2 separate regions of the Homo sapiens genome follow, and region 1 is linked to region 2. Evidence: chromatin loops called from intact Hi-C (ENCODE). Cell type or tissue: heart left ventricle. All regions are shown on one strand. Links, peaks and the distances in the headings refer to the core of each region. The heading gives the core; the rest is flanking DNA.

What was found. A loop is a pair of places that touch in the nucleus more often than their neighbours do. Peaks named below come from ENCODE experiments on the same cell type or tissue, not always from the same donor. Only the 100,000 strongest peaks of a DNase experiment are listed, where the experiment ranks them.
Region 1: a loop joins it to region 2, with 3 times the contacts of the local background. A loop is called at or near these places in 2 of 110 quality-filtered maps.

Annotation. Positions count from the first base shown.
Region 1 is chr18:63,582,470-63,587,855 of GRCh38, reverse strand. It overlaps SERPINB13 (serpin family B member 13), which reads right to left and starts at 513. Exons shown (of 8, transcript NM_012397.4): 1 at 406-513. In heart left ventricle, for the core only: no CTCF peak of the experiment used is centred there; no DNase peak of the experiment used is centred there.
Region 2 is chr18:63,641,933-63,647,318 of GRCh38, reverse strand. SERPINB4 (serpin family B member 4) reads left to right here and starts at 3,063. Exons shown (of 8, transcript NM_002974.4): 1 at 3,063-3,110; 2 at 3,716-3,906; 3 at 4,102-4,158. The coding sequence starts at 3,742. RefSeq lists an enhancer at 5,334-5,386. In heart left ventricle, for the core only: no CTCF peak of the experiment used is centred there; no DNase peak of the experiment used is centred there.

The DNA of each region.
Region 1 (5,386 bases), core at 298-5,297, 60 kb after region 2:
TTATGTTTGCTTCATTACCAACTACTTTAAAACTAGTAAGTAAAGGCTTTAGGAGGAATCCTAAAACAAGAATAAGATTAATGAAAAATAAAGTTTTTTAAAGCCCACATACTTTGGGGCCTTTTGCCCTCAAGGGCTCATCCCCGCTAAGGCATCCCACATCTGATATCAAAGCTTTCATTTCAACCTCAGGTTTCCTTGCAGAGATCCTTTACAGGTTAACTCAGAAATAAAATGGATTAATTTACTGTCAAAGAAGATACATTGTCATGGCCATGTTGGAACTGAATTAAATAAAACTACCTCCAGAAAGTCTATGCAAAATAAAAGTAATTCTTTCAAACAACAAACATCATTGTTCTCAAAATACAGAGGTCTTAAATTGGAGCCAAAATAAGAACTTACCTCGGGTTTTTGGAGAGACGGTGGTGGCTGGGCAACGAACTAGGAAGCATAAGTCAATTAAGTAGCTGGGATCCTTAATTTATAGTTCTCCACATCTGCTTCAGCAGTGGTTTTCCACCTTGCGTGCACCTTAAAATCTCCTTGGAACTTTAAAAAAAATCTATGCCCAAGCCCCACCCCAGACCAACTGAGTCAGCATCTCTCGAGTGGAAACCAGGCATCAGAATTTTTATCACCGCAGGTGATTACAATGTACAGCCAACGCTGGGAACCAAAGGTGTATAGCCTGATGAACACATACATTAAATGCATACTTTACTTACCACAGATGGACAGAGCTGTGTCCTGACAAGTCATTCTCTGTAACAGAGTTATTTTTGCATTTGCATTATTTAGGAGTGCCAAATGCCAGGAAGAAAATGAAAGAAAACTATCTTGCTACAAAGGAACAAGAAAAAAGAACAAGAAAAGTTTGGGTAGGCAGCCACACACAAGCGAGCATGCGCACACACACACACGCACACACACATACACACACACACCTATTATTCTCAAGTATTCCATCCATTAATTGTAAAATATCTCATTTTAATTCATTCAATAAACATTTATCAAGTCTATTATGTACCAGGTACTGTGTCTAATGCCAATAATTCATAAGCACTCAATATCCTCACTGATTTCAGGAAAACAACACTACCAAAAAAACTCAATAGGAAATTACACCCCCAGATTCCAGTTTTTCCTGCCAACCCTGGAGCATTTCTACTGGCCCTACCAGTTCATTAAAAGAAACTGTGCTTGGATTAGTCTTAGCTTTAATCTTCAGTAAAGGGCGTGGAGATTTGCCATCGTTGCTGGGCAGCAGCTCCTAGAAGGGTGTCTTAGCTCTTCCTTCTGCCTAGAGGAACACCTCCCTAGATACGCAGGCTCGAAGGGCATATGGGTCATGTGTGTTCCAATCTCCATACTCACAATTTACTTTTTTCAAAATATTTTGATTGCTGCTCTTTAAGCAAACTCAAAGCCACATTTAGTTGATTTGCTTTTTAATAGGCACTGAGAATCTTGCAAATTGAGTAAGGTTTAGAAAGAATTAACACTTAGTGAACCCTGGATGCCAGTGAAATGGAAATGTTAGTTTTTTAAAATGGCATAAAATCTCTGAGTCGGCCATAATGCTTTATGTTTTAATATCCCTATCCATTTATATCTTCTTATTTCTTTCTCTGTGGCCCCTAGACTTCCTGTTCTATTGCCCAGCCATTTCCACAGGCCTTCTGCTTTTTGCTAAAGCTTTTGCTCTACCACCTGCTTTCACCGGGAAACCTGGCATGTCCTGAGGACTACTACATCCCATAGTCTTTTCTGGGAACGGCCACTCATATCTTGGGAAAGCAAAGTCACCATTCCTATTCTCCCTCGCACTCCCTCTTCTTCCAAGTCTTTCTTCCTTCAGTCACCTTCAATGCTCCCCTTTGGAAACTTAGACCATCACGCTGTGCTGCTCTGTCCCCAACCACAGGTCCCTCCGTGACTCTGCATATGGTCTTCCTGTCCACCCCAGCTGCTACCGCCACCCTGTACCACTTCACCATTCCTGTTGCCAGCGCCTCTCACTTCTCGGACCTTCACCTTCCCTCTTTTATAGTGGCCCACTCACACCAGGAACTGCTCTTGTTTAACACTCAAGCACCTCCATCTGGTGACAGATTCTCATCCTTATTCTCTCTAAACCTAATTTTCAACGCCTTCCCAACCTCTTATCACAGGACTCCTCCCTGTTCTGTTTTATCCATCTCTTCTTTCTAGGATCAAAACTGCCCCAGAGGTGGAATATATGTTGATGATTAAGAACCATTTAAAAAATGATTTCTATGCTAACAAGTGAGGAGAAGAAAGTTATCCCCTGAAGCAGAGTATTGATAGGTTCCCAACCCTGTTCCATAGCTCATAGTTTTGTTCCAACTTCTGTGTGTCTGTTACTGATACTGACTTGTAATATTTTTCTTCTCCAAGCATGTAATCTCGTAGTGGATGCTGCCGATGTTCCCACCAGATTTCCTTAACCTACCAGCATGCCTGTTACCCAGTTGTTGTTTTCCCTTATAATTCACAGATGCCCTTTTCTCGGCTAAAAGAGAGCTGCCTACGGGGGAAGCCAGGTACCACTCCATCCCCCGTGCCAGGGCACACCTCAGGCATGACTCACTGGCATAAGGGCATAAAAAGACAGCCCCTGGCTGGGCGCGGTGGCTCACGTTTGTAATCCCAGCACTTAAGGAGGCAAGGCGGGTGGATCACCTAAGGTCAAGAGTTCAAGACCAGCCTGACCAACATGGTGAAACCCTGTCTCTACTGAAAATACAAAAATTAGCCGGGCGTGGTGGCACATGTCTGTAATCCCAGTTACTCAGGAGGGTGGGGCAAGAGAATCGCTGGAACCCAGGAGGTGGGGTTTGGAGTGAGCTGAGATCACGCCATTGCACTCCAGCCTGGGCAGCAAGAGCGAAACTCCACCTCAAAAAAAAAAAAAAAAGAAAAAGAAAAAAAAAGACAGCTGCCTGAGTAAGACTAACTTTATAGTGCCACTTCTCCTCCAGACCTCCCCCACAAGATTAGACTGAAGCCAGTCTTTAGCAGAAACCACATGATTAACATTTCCCCTTGCCTTGTTCTGCTTCTTTCAAACAAGCATGCTCCCCATCACGCTTTTCCCAAAAATTACCTGAAAAATCCCTGTCTTTAGCTCTGCTTCTAGGGTGCCTCACCTATGACAAAAGTGTTGTGATATCTAGCCCAAGCCCTCATTATTTTTGCTTTCCAAAAATTTATTTGCAACCTTGCATATATTCTCTTTAGATAAAATTTTTAATTAGTTTATCAAGACCTATGAAAAACACTTTTGGGGTTTAGATCGGGACTCTTTAGAATTAATATGTTAAATGGGAAAATTTTTCATCTTTACATAATGAGCAAGCGGTATGATCATCTTACATGTCCTTCAATAGTTAATAGAAAGAAATCACGGGGAGAGAGACAAAGGAGAGAGAGAACCAGTTTTCTCTTTGTGATGAAAAACAAAACAAGCATGTTCACCGCCGCTGCTTCCACTCAAAATTGAACCAGAGACCCTGACAAGTGCAATAAAGCAATTAATTAACTGATGAATTAGATAATTATTTAAAAGGTAAGATAATTTAAAAAGAAAAATAGAATCATTCACAGAGGAATTGAGGTAAATGTTATGAGAATTAAAAAGTGAGTTTAGCAAGATTGCTGACTACAAGGTCAATATAAAAACTCAAGTGTTTTTAATATACTAGCAACACACAGTTAGAAACATTTTTAATATATTATTTAAAAGAGTATAAAAAAGCTATGTGAGGCTGGGCATGGTGGCTCATACCTGTAATCCAGCACTTTGGGAGGCCGAGGCTGGCAGATCAGCTGGGTTCAGGAGTTAGAGACCAGTCTGGCCAACATAGCAAAACCCCGTCTCTACTGAAAATACAAAAATTAGCTGGACGTGATGGCATGCACCTGTAATCCCAGCTACTCGGGAGGCTGAGGCAGGAGAATTGCATGAACCAAAGAAGTGGAGGTTGCAGTGAGCCGAGATAGCACCACTGCACTCCAGCCAGGGCGACAGAGCCAGACTCCATCTCAAAAATAATAATAATAATAAGGTATGTGAGGTAATACTATGTTAATTAGCTAGATTTGGTCATTATGCAATGTTCTATACTTCAAAACACCTTGTATGTGATAAATACATATAATTTTATGTCAATTGTTTTAAGATAATGAAAAAAGCATCACGTAACTAGTAAATATGAAAGATGTTTAAGACTCCATATAGAAAAAGATTAAACATAATTTAGAGAAATTAAGAAGACTGAGTAAATAGAGGGGTATATTTTATTTGTGATTTAAAAGACTCAATATTGTAAGGATGTCAATTTTCTCAAAATTAATCACTGCAATCTCAATCAAAATCTCAGGAAGCTCATTTTTTCAAAAAATTGGCCAGCTGATTCCAAATTTATATGAAATAGCCAAGGGCTAACAACAGCCATGACACTGTTGAAAGAGAAGGAGGAAGAGATAATACCTGCTCTGTCAGATAGCAAGGTTTATTATTAATTGTCAGAATGGTTTTTGGCAAAGGATAGATCAGAACAGAAGCCCAGAAAAATACTGATGCTCGTGTGCACCTTGATTTTGTTCAAGCTTGTTGCAGAGCAGTGGAGAAAGAATGGTCTCTTCAATAAATTATGTTCAGTTCATTGGATAATTACATGGGGGAGAAAGGAATCTTAACTACTACGTCACACCATATACAGATTTCCATTCTAAATGGATCACAGAGCTAATTGAAACACAAAAAAGCATTTACAGTAAGAGTAAAAATTAACAAACTGGACAACACAAAATTTAAAAGCTTTTATTAATCAAAAAACACTATCAAAGTTGGAGATACATATATATCCAAAGTTGGATATATATAGATACACCCCATGACCTAATAATTTCACCCCAGATATTTACCCAATATAAATGTGTGCTCATGGGCACCAAGAGACATGTGCCCATAGCAGCATTCATAATAGCCAAGTACTGGAAACCCAAATGTACATTAACAGCATAACACGTAAATAATGGTATGTTCACACAGTGAAATCCTACACAGCAATGACAATGAATGAACTAAAGCTACAGGCAAAAAAAAAAAAAAAAAAAAAAGATAAATATCTCAAACAATATTTTGAACAAAAGAAGCCAAATGTAAAAGAACGCATACTGTATGATTCTTTTTATACAAAGTACAAAAGCAGACAAAACTAAACTTCAGTTTACCCCTAAACAACACGGGGTTAGCGATGCCAACCCCCCTCACAGTTGAAAATCCAGGTATAATTTTTTATTTTTATAATTTTCTTTTTAGAGATGGGGTCTCACTATGTTGTCCAGGTTAGAT
Region 2 (5,386 bases), core at 79-5,078:
AATCTAGGAGATATTTCTTAACCAATCTATAAAGGCATTAGTAATGACAGGATATTTCCTGAAAGTGTAATTTCCCATTGAGGATTTGTTTTTAATTTCTGGATTCCTGGAGCCAATGAAGTTGGTGTATGTTTATGAAATATCAAGAGACATAAGTTGGCAAGTGTTCATATGCAAAAACTTCTTGGAATTTCTGAGTTCTCTGTGGCAATATATGACATCAGGATATGTCCAGTCTCACACACCAGGATATGTCCTTTCTAGCCTGTCTATCACATGCTAGGAGAACTATTTAGGAACAGAAAAAAATGCCTGAAATGATTTCTCATTTGAACTCATCCAAGCTTTCTCTAAATTTAAGCAAACTCCTGGTCATTTTCAGTTAGTACCTTTCCTTAAGTTCAACCTTCAGGGCAAACCTCCGTGCCTCAGGACGTTTAGCCATAGTCTGAAATTCTCTTCCATAGATTGGTCCCCTGTAACCCCGGTTTGTCTCAGCTTGTTATCCTGTTTTTTTCTTCCCTCCATTCCCAGGATGAGCTTGTTGCTTCTGTCCTATGAGACATTAGATTCCTTTTCTTTGGTACCCGAGTAAATCCATCCTACTCCAATAGAGGAAGGTCCATTTTTGTCTTATAGCGCTGGATGCAGACTCAGCTGAGAAGACCATTATTCATTTTTGGAATTCTTTATCTCAGATATTTCCTCTTCTTTCTTTTTCTTCTATCTTTGGATTTTTAGTCCATCAACGCCCCATTAGTCTATTCCCCGACTTCAATCAGGGAACTTATACCTCTTAAACTCATTCAGAGACTCAAAACATATATATTGATACAGGAGACCTAAGAAGAGCATGTCTTGGGGGTTGAGGAAACAGGCAGGTGAGAAATTTCCAGATTGGAAACACAGCTTCCTTTCTCCCATCCAGCCCCTACTTTCAGCCTATGTGTTTCTGGCACCTTGTTGTAGATAAATCTCCCTTGACTTTGTGATGTGCTGAGAAAACAAACTCACGGCTGGTGTTAAAAAGGGCCCATGACAATACCAAGTGTTGGGGAGAATGTGGAGAAATCAGAACTCTATTCACGGTCGGTTGGAATGCACACTTGTGCAGAATTCTATGGAGAAGAGTCTGGCATTTCCTCAAAATGTTAACCTGGATTTACCATATGACCCAGCGATTTCATTCATAGGTTTATACTCAAAAGAAATGAAGAAATATGCCATGCAAAAAAATGTACATGAAAGGTCACAACATCATTATTCATAATAGTAAAAGGATGGAAACAACACAAATGTCCATCAACTTATGATTAAAGAAAATCTGGTCTATTCATAGAATGGAATATTATTCGACCACAAAAAGGAATGATGTACTGATCCATGCAATGATGTGGACAAACCATGAAAATAACACTAGATTAAAGAAGCCAGTCACAAAAGGACTTACTGTATGATTCCATTTACCTGAAATGTTTGGAATAGGCAAATCCATAGAAACAGGAGGTAGATTCCTGGTTTCCAGGGTCTCCAGGAAGGGAAGAATGAAGTACAAGATTTCTTTTGGAGGTAGTGAAATTGTTGTGGAATGAGATCATGATGATGATAGCACAACTTTGTGAATATAATAAAATCATTGAATTGTACAGTTGAATTTATGGTATATAAATTATATGTTAATAAAAAGGGGGTCCACAAAACAAACAGCCCCCCACTCTGGTTGTCAGGGAGATATTGGATTAAATGGCCTTGGACAACAACCCCTCTCCCTGGCCACAGACATTCTTCAGATTACAAGATATTCCAGGGGAAACACTGGAATGAGTCTGAAGCCAGGTGCTAAACAGAAGGACCATTGAGAAATGTTGTGATCCTGACAGGTCAAGCAATTTATTTTTCGGCTTCATTTTTAAATGTAAAATTAGAAAGCTGCCATTTAAAATGGCCCGTCTGTTTCAATTGCTCTTCTCAGTGTCAGCCTGTTAACTCAATGTGTTAGTCTGTTTTCATGCTGCTGATAAAAACATACCTGAGACTGGCAAGAAAAAGAGGTTTAATTGGGCTTAGAGTTCCACGTGATTGGGGAGGCCTCAGAATCACAGTAGGAGGCAAAAGTTATTCTTACATGGTGGCTGCAAGAGAAGATGAGGAAGAAGCAAAAGAAGAAACCCCTGATAAACCCATCGGATCTCCTGAGGCTTATTAACTATCATGAGAATAGCACAAGAAAGACCGGCCCCCATGATTCAATTACCTCTACCTGGGTCCCTCCAATAACATGTGGAAATTCTGGTAGATACAATTCAAGTTGAGATTTGGGTGGGAACACAGCCAAACCATATCACTCAGCAAGGCAGATAACTTTCTCACTGAGCCTATGCAACAGAAAACCATCTGGGATGGTTGTAAGGGGCACAGGAAGTGACTGGTAGGATCACTGCCAAAGCTGAGCACTCAGGAGAAGGCAATAGAATCCTATTCTCCATAGTATGCTATAAGATACTGAAGTACACTTCTTCACTATCTCTTTGGACTTAGAATTAGCACTACATTCCTTGTTATACAGAAAAATTACTAAGGAAATTCATAGGATGACAAAAACTTTCAGAACTGAAAAACAGGAAATGTAAGCTTTTTAGTTCTTTGGTATTCGAAGTATGCCTAAAAGACAATGCAAAATCCAAGAAAAGAATGGTGGGGTTTTTGTTTGTTTGTTTTTGTTTTTGTTTTACAGCTGGAGTAGAATACAAAGGGATGGAGTTGAAACAAATGAGAGGAAATTGGAATTCTAAACTTATTCTCATTGGCATTAGAAAGGCACCTACATGTATTTCACATGAGCCGGTGACTGCTGACTTGCATTCTTATTTTTTCCCTATAGATTAAAAAGGAGGTACAATGGTAGAACTGTAATCCTGTCCTTTGTCATAAATTTTCATATTCATAAAGGTGAGTGTTAGCCCGCTTGTGAAATCTGAAGTTGAGTAACTTCAAATACTAACCACAGAGGGAAAGGCAGCAAGAGGAGAGGCATAAATTTAGGATCTCACCCTTCATTCCACAGACACACACAGCCTCTCTGCCCACCTCTGCTTCCTCTAGGAACACAGGTAAGAGCTTCAAGCCTCTCCAGCTTAATAACATGAATTATTTTTGAGAATAATAATGATACTGTGTTCTATATCATGCATCTCCTGCATTCTGTCTGATTATATTTTACTTATTCTGCCAGAGCAAAATTAAAATACCTATTTCATCTGATTTGTCCTTTATCTAAATTGCTTAGTTCCAAGTAAACCAAGGCACTTTTAGGAACACAGAGGGAGAGTGCCTTGCAGCCAGAGAGTCTTGAAGGAGATGTCAGGGACGCATCTTAACAGCTGGTTGGATGTGATCCACAGAGGTCTCCTGTTAGCATTCATTGTAAAGCCATCCTACCTAGCTCTAGTGTAACCAGCAATGAAAGAAAGATAAAGAGGGTCGATTACTTATTTACAATAGTCTTTAAAAACGTAGTTTTGTAAGCCTTCTAATTAGGACATTAATATATTTAATATATGCACATTGTAGAAAGATTGAAGCGTTAAAAATAAGAGAAAAACTTTAAATGTCAAAATCTCACAACCCAGATATATCATTTCTTTAAGAAAATTGTACTACAAAATACCATTCCATTTATTAAAGTCATTCTGACAGGAATCTGATGCTTTTCCAGGAGTTCCAGATCACATCGAGTTCACCATGAATTCACTCAGTGAAGCCAACACCAAGTTCATGTTCGATCTGTTCCAACAGTTCAGAAAATCAAAAGAGAACAACATCTTCTATTCCCCTATCAGCATCACATCAGCATTAGGGATGGTCCTCTTAGGAGCCAAAGACAACACTGCACAACAAATTAGCAAGGTAGCTATCAGCATCATTACGTTGTCCTGTTGCAGTTTTTCTCTGGTTCCGTCGGCTAGCACGCAGATGGTAATAGATGTGGTGGTCTGATGGGTAGCACAGGGGGCTGTGCAGGAATTCCCATAACTGTGAGACCACTGACTTAAACAGATCTTTTGAGTAAAGTTTTCTTGTCCCGCTTCATGTCTCTTCCAGGTTCTTCACTTTGATCAAGTCACAGAGAACACCACAGAAAAAGCTGCAACATATCATGTGAGTCACAGAGCACTATGGTTCAGCTTTAGATCCCTGAACAGGTCATAGTTTAAACCTGGAACTTCACAAAAACTAAGAAAAGGCCAGTTTTAGGGAAAATCTTGGACACAAAGATTGAGACATACAGAGTGGGTTGGCATTTCATGGCACATAATTATTATTCCTCATTTCTGCGTTACTAAAAGACAGTCAGCACTGTACCTCAGAGCATAGGTCTGGATCAGGATAGGCTGGGTTCAGACTCCAGCTTTGCTCTTCACAAATGATGAATAAGAGCAGGACACAACTGCTCGGAGTCCCAGTGACCTCATCCCAGAAAACTAAGGGTAAGAAAAAATCTGACTCAATACATGCAAATACATGCAAATGTTTACAACAGTGCCTTGCCCATAAAAGTCATAATAAATGTTATTATTATTATAAAGTAGCTATAATTATACTAATCATAATAATGTGAAAATAATTTAATTTTCATTGAGTCATTAATGAGATTCAGAGGAATAAGCACAAGTCCAAGTATATTTTGGAAAATGATTGCTATGGAATATATTGGTTTAGAGCCTTAATAGTGCAAAATGCTTTGCTGGAAGGTAGAAAGTTCTAGATTTAAACAGGCTTAGGTTCAAAACTTGGCACTTCTAATTTATGTCTCTATAAACAGGGTTTTTTTCCCCATTCTCTGAGCTTTCTTGTGTTCATCTGAATTGAACTAAAGACTTAGAGTTACCCATGTAAAGTCCTTAGCCATGGACCTGGCATACACTCTTCTTACGTGCAGAGAATGACCATCATGAGGAAAGAGCCACAGATCAGTCAATGTGTCCTACAAGATAATAGCACCAACAGGTATAACAGGGCTTCCTGGCATAATCTATTTAAAATATCCAACCTTCAACATACTCGTATCCTTGATGACTGTTAGAAGTGAAATATGGTCCTTGCCCATAAGGAGCTGAGAGTTTAACTGGGAAGCTAAACCTAACCCTTTAAACCAACAAGGAGAAAATCTACTGGTAGACAGCGCTGCATCTTTAGTTCAGAAGAGAAAAGATTGCAGTACGTTAGAGCAAGAAGAATTTTCTGGAAGAAGTCAAATATAAGGTGGATTTTGAAGGGTATTTGAGGTGAAATACACCAATTATCAGGGAATAACATCAAAGGTCCTCAATGAGACTACCAGCATTTAGGGACTGATCTAACAGACTTAGCATGGGTTTAGTATTTA